Regions from separate parts of the Homo sapiens genome. Here region 1 is linked to region 2. A link is a loop called in an ENCODE intact Hi-C map of the cell type or tissue named here. Cell type or tissue: PC-9. All regions are shown on one strand. Links, peaks and the distances in the headings refer to the core of each region. The heading gives the core; the rest is flanking DNA.

Region 1 (2,738 bases), core at 1-2,500, 75 kb before region 2:
CCTGGCTGGAGTGCAGTGATGCTATCTCAGCTCACTGCAGCCTCAGCTTCCCAGGTTCAAGCAATTATCGTGCCTTAGCCTCCCAAGTATCTGGTATTAGAGGTGTGCGCCACCACACCCGGCTCATTTTTTTTTTTTTTTTTTTTTGTATTTTTACTAGAGACGGGGTTTGCCAGACGGAGGTTGCCCAGGCCGGTCCTGAACTCCCGGCCTCAAGTGATCCACCCGCCTCGGCATCCCAAAGTGCTGGGATTACAGGCAAGAGCCACCACACCCCGCCATGAGTTTTTTAACGAAAAGTGACAGAAGGTGAGAGCTGAAGGGTTTTGCCGTTCGTTTTAATATCCTTACTTGGGAAGATTAAAAGCTGCTCATTTTGTGGGGAAAGTATCATGTTCTGTGAAATCTTAAAGTCTAGATGACTTTAAGAGTTGACAAAACTCTTTGATTTTTATCACCACAATTAATCCGCCCATTTCACAGACCGGGCGGGGTCTGCAAGTCAGCAGGATATTCCCACAACATCAACTGTCTCTCCCACTTTAGCAGATGCAGGAACTAGAAGAGGAAGTACCGGAGCCCGCCTAGCTGAGAGGCTGGCGGAGAGGAGGGGGGCGGTTGGCTCACCTTGTCCTCTGGGTCCTTCACCTCCACAAACATGCCAAGCCCCGGGGTGGCCGGCTGGTACTCCTCCCGCTGCTTGTCATACAGCTGCGTCCGGTAGTTTCCTTGAGGGAAGCAGGGCGAGCCCAGGTCAGAGGAGCGCGAGGTGGCATGGGTTCCGCGACCGCCTGGGCACGGCGAGGCCGTCTCCTCCCGGCTCTAGAGAGCTGACTGTCTCGCATCCCCCGCCCCAAGACCACGGTCACGTTCCAAACTCGCCCCTTCCTCCCCGCCCCCGCACCTATGACCATGGTCTCGTCCGGGATCTCCTCAATAAAGCACTTCTTCTCCGTCTCTCCGATGTGAAAGTAGAGCGCGCTTCCGCGCGTCGCCAGCCACAGCACCAGCAGGAGGGTCCGCATCACTCTACCCAGCCCGGTTCCGGGCCGGGGCCGGACGAGCAGCACGCCCAGCTCCACAGCCATCTTGCTCCACCTGCCTGCGCAGCCGCAGCCGGCCGCGCCACGTCGCCCTGCCGCCGCCGCGGTGCCTGCCGGGACCGCGAGTTCCGCCGGGTGGACCACAAATCCCGAGATGTCCCGCGGCCCTGGCGCGGCAGTACCTGATTGGGGCGCGGCTTTTACCTGAGAGAGAGCGGGTGCCCTAGAATAAAAACTTATTTCCGTTGACTCTCTTCATGGCCTGGCAACTGACGATGGTTACCAGCTTTTCATAGATGAAACTGAGGTCGTTTGTTTGAGGTTGCGGAGCGAATTGCGAACAGAGACAGGATTCGAACCTAGGATCCCTGACTTTCCTTGGCACAGCATCTACCAGTCTTGATTTGCTTCTACCTTTAAAAATGAATTTAAAGAGAACGACCAAATAATGCACAAATGTATTATCAAAAAAGATTAAAAGAAATAAAAGGCAAGGTCTCCCATTACCACTTCTTTGTCCTCATACCCTGTCCACTCCTAAATCGGGTGTTACCCTCTCAAGCATTTCTCCGATCACACACACACACAAACACACACACAGCCTCTGCTGCCAGATCCCAACTGCAATGGCTCGTTACTAGCAATTCTACAGAAATAGAAAGGATCATAAGAGAGTACTATGAGCAAATATAAGCCAACAAATTGGATAACGTAGATGAAATGGACAAATTCATAGAAATGCAAAACTGACTCAGAATAGATAATATAATCTGAATAAACCTATAACTAGTGAGGAGATTGAATCAGTAATTTAAAAAAAATCATCCTTACTTAATATAGTTAAGATGTCAATACTATCCAAAGCAATCTACAGATTTAATGCAATTCCTGTCAAAATCCCAATGACATTTTTTGTAGAAACAGAGAAACTCATTCTACAATTCATATACTCTCAAGGGATTTCGATTAGCCAAAACAATCCTGAAAAATAAGAATAAAGCTGAAGAACTCACACTTCCTGATTTCAAAACTTACTTCCAAGCTTCAGTCATCAAGACAGTGTGGTACTGGCATATAGACAGACATATAGACCAATGGAATACAATAGAGAGCCCCAAGATATGCCCTCCCATATATGGTCAAATAATTTTTAACAAGGAGACCAAGCCCATTCAATGCGGGGAGGAGGGACAGTCTTTCTAACAAATGGTGCTGGGAAAACTGGATATCCACATGCAAAAAAGTGAAGGTGGTTCCTTCTCTAACACCATAGATAAAAATTCACCCAAAAAGACCCACAACTTTTAAAATCCCAAAGCATAAAACTCATAGAAAACATATGGCAAAGGGTTTACCACATCGGATTTGGCAACAGACTTCCTGGATATGACACTAAAGGCACAGGCAACAAAAGAAAAAATAGACAAATTGGACTTTATGAAAATTAAAACATTTTGTGCATCAAAAGACTCTGTAGCAGAGTAAAGAGGCAACCCACAGAATGGAAGAAAATATTTGCAAATCATATATCTGACAAAGGATTAATATCCAGAATATGCAGAGACTCCTAAAACTCAGCAACAAAATAAGAACAATCTCATTCAAAAACCACAACAAAGGGCTTGAATAGACATTTCTCCAGTGATCAACAAGTGGCCAGTGAGCACATGAAAAGATACTCAACATCACTAATCA
Region 2 (3,021 bases), core at 197-2,696:
AAGTTGAAACCACTTACTCTGACAGTCACAGCAGGCATGCTCTGGTCGCAATCTCCTTTTCTGGCCTTAGGTCTGGCTTCCCCATCCCACCCTTGCCGCAATGCTGTTGCCTAGTGAATCTGTGTACTTGCACATCGCCAGACCTGTATTCCTGCAGCGCCCTGGCCCAGGACGCCTCTCCTCTCCCGGCCTGAGATTGCCATGTATTTGGGTGTTGTGAGCAGGACCAGAAACCATGTCCTCCTCCATCCCTCCCAGGTTGAGACCCACCATGGGACTGGCAGTAAGCACCAGCTTATTTTTTTTATAGAGATGGGGTCTTGCTATGTTGTCCAAGCTGGTCTTGAACTCCTGGCTTCAAGCGATCCTCCTGCCTTGGCCTCCCAGAGAGCTGGGATTACAGGAATGAGCCACTGTGCCCAGCCTAAGCTTTCTTTACTAAAGAAGACTTCATGAATTCCTGTGTATCCTTCACATCCCAGCTAAGAGGCCATTGTACTGTGAAAACTATGACACTTCGAAAAGCGGTACCTTGTCTTAGGATCTTTCTCTTTAAGACCAGTTATCTGTCTATATTTCTAGTCTCAATCTACATAAGCTCCTCGCACACCAGGTATGTGTCTTGATTATCATCTGCTTGAGCGCAGTGCCAGCGCCCAGCACACACTCTTGAAGGCAAGAAAGCACAGAGCTGACCAAGTCATTCCTTAGAAGTCTCTAATAAAGTTGAAACCACTTACTCTGACAGTCACAGCAGGCATGCTCTGGTCGCAATCTCCTTTTCTGGCCTTAGGTCTGGCTTCCCCATCCCACCCTTGCCGCAATGCTGTTGCCTGGTGAATCTGTGTACTTGCACATCGCCAGACCTGTATTCCTGCAGCGCCCTGGCCCAGGACGCCTCTCCTCTCCCGGCCTGAGATTGCCACGCTTCCCTGGAAGCGCCCCCCAGGCAGCTCTGTTAGAGCATTTACAGTAATAACCGTTTACATTTATACAGGGCCTCCCACTTCAAAACCACTGCCATCCGTATCTGATGCGTGCCCCACCAGTGAACGTATGTGTCACACAGGCGCAGTCAGGGAGGCAGGGTGTGTCGAGCGGTTTATCCCGCAACCCCGGCGTCCCCGGCAGGGATGAAAGCGCAGGGCCCACGCGAACTCGGCCCGCAGCTCCCGGCCCTAGAGGACGCACTGTCCGCCGGCAGGGGCGTGCCCAAGACGCCATGCTCTGGGAGAGGTTGGGCACCTGGCAGGCCGCCCCGACTCCGGATCAGCTGTCTCCGCTGCGTACGTCTTCCTCTTCCAATGGGCTTGGATTGAGCCTTCTAGCGCATATTCCAAGTCCTCCAATGTCCCACAATGCCTTGCAGCCGGTTTCGCCCTCGGTCCTGGCAACTGTCGCGTAACCACCCATGAAAGCGTCCATGCCTCGCCGTGCGATAGTATCTCCGGAACAAATTTGTCCCTCTGCGCGATCCGGAACTCCGAGGTCGTTCCTACGCGCCGTCGTTCGCCTCTTCACATCGGATTGGGTCTCACGCAAGGATGAGGCGGGGTTTCGCCGTGGCGCGCATGCGTGCAGCAAAGAATGGAGGAGTCGGAACCCGAACGGAAGGTAGGAGAGAGGCGAGACCCCGCGCGTGTGGGAGCGGGCGTGAAGAGGGGAGCAGGCCGTGCCTGACTGGCGTGTGCTTGCAGCGGGCTCGCACCGACGAGGTGCCTGCCGGAGGAAGCCGCTCCGAGGCGGAAGATGAGGACGACGAGGACTACGTGCCCTATGTGCCGTTACGGCAGCGCCGGCAGCTACTGGTGAGGGGCACGCGTCCGGGGAGGGATGGGGCCGTGACCGCGGGGTCGCAGGGGGCGGGCGTGGCCTCGGCCTCCGTGGGGAGGAGGGCAGTCTGAGGAGTGAGCTTCAGTACACCAGGGCGCGGCCCCCAGACAAACGAGGGACCGACGGCTTGATCTGAGGGGTAGGGCAGCTTTGCGCCTCGGGCACAGGATCCTCGCCCCAAAGCCAGGATCCTGACGCTGACCTTGTGGACTCCATGCCCATCCTATCTGTGGATCCCGGGTGGAACCTCAGCTCCAGAAGCTGCTGCAGCGAAGACGCAAGGGAGCTGCGGAGGAAGAGCAGCAGGACAGCGGTAGTGAACCCCGGGGAGATGAGGACGACATCCCGCTAGGCCCTCAGTCCAACGTCAGCCTCCTGGATCAGCACCAGCACCTTAAAGAGAAGGCTGAAGGTGGGCTGGGCAGCACTGCCTGGGCGAGAAAGAAGAAGCTGAGCCTGGTACACCGTTTTGGTATCTGTCTGACATCTTCCACTTCTTTTCTCAGCGCGCAAAGAGTCTGCCAAGGAGAAGCAGCTGAAGGAAGAAGAGAAGATCCTGGAGAGTGTTGCCGAGGGCCGAGGTATGGTTGTAGCCAGGATAGTGAGAAGGTGGACTGAGTCTTCTCCTCCCAGCCCCAGGCATGTTATATCTCAAGGGATCTGGCTTCTCAGAAGCAGGAGCCAGCCCTGAGCCATGTCTCTCTCTTCAGCATTGATGTCAGTGAAGGAGATGGCTAAGGGCATTACGTATGATGACCCCATCAAAACCAGGTATGTCTGTACAGTCTGCAGTTGCCCTTGCTTAGGATGGTACATGCAGGGATGCTCCCAGGCCAGCTATTCCCAGGGCTCTCTTGATCCCTGTTACCCATCCACAGCTGGACTCCACCCCGTTATGTTCTGAGCATGTCTGAAGAGCGACATGAGCGCGTGCGGAAGAAATACCACATCCTGGTGGAGGGAGACGGTATCCCACCACCCATCAAGAGCTTCAAGGAAATGAAGTTTCCTGCAGGTAGTCAGGGGCTGGAGAGAGATACCACACTTTTATAATCAAATGCCTGTGAGGTTATGTCCTGGCTCCCACTGAGCTCAGCCACATCTGCATTGGATCCAGTCACTGGGGCTGGAGGGATTTGAGGAGGAGTTTCTTTAGGTTCCTTGTTGCCTCAGCTGTACGTGTTCATT

Evidence for each region. Peaks named below come from ENCODE experiments on the same cell type or tissue, not always from the same donor. Only the 100,000 strongest peaks of a DNase experiment are listed, where the experiment ranks them.
Region 1: it touches region 2 in a loop (6-fold over the local background); 29 of 110 quality-filtered maps call a loop at or near these places.

The regions. Positions count from the first base shown.
Region 1 is chr5:177,590,565-177,593,302 of GRCh38, reverse strand. It overlaps TMED9 (transmembrane p24 trafficking protein 9), which reads right to left and starts at 1,100. Exons shown (of 5, transcript NM_017510.6): 1 at 905-1,100; 2 at 628-728. The coding sequence starts at 1,088. In PC-9, for the core only: no CTCF peak of the experiment used is centred there; a DNase peak (open chromatin) is centred at 1,232; H3K4me3 peaks cover 1,672 bases; H3K27ac peaks cover 460 bases; H3K27me3 peaks cover 125 bases.
Region 2 is chr5:177,515,512-177,518,532 of GRCh38, reverse strand. It overlaps DDX41 (DEAD-box helicase 41), which reads left to right and starts at 1,572. Exons shown (of 17, transcript NM_016222.4): 1 at 1,572-1,614; 2 at 1,698-1,808; 3 at 2,086-2,245; 4 at 2,340-2,414; 5 at 2,544-2,604; 6 at 2,712-2,848. The coding sequence starts at 1,588. RefSeq lists enhancers at 1,208-1,477, 1,506-2,330. In PC-9, for the core only: no CTCF peak of the experiment used is centred there; a DNase peak (open chromatin) is centred at 1,332; H3K4me3 peaks cover 2,017 bases; H3K27ac peaks cover 1,444 bases.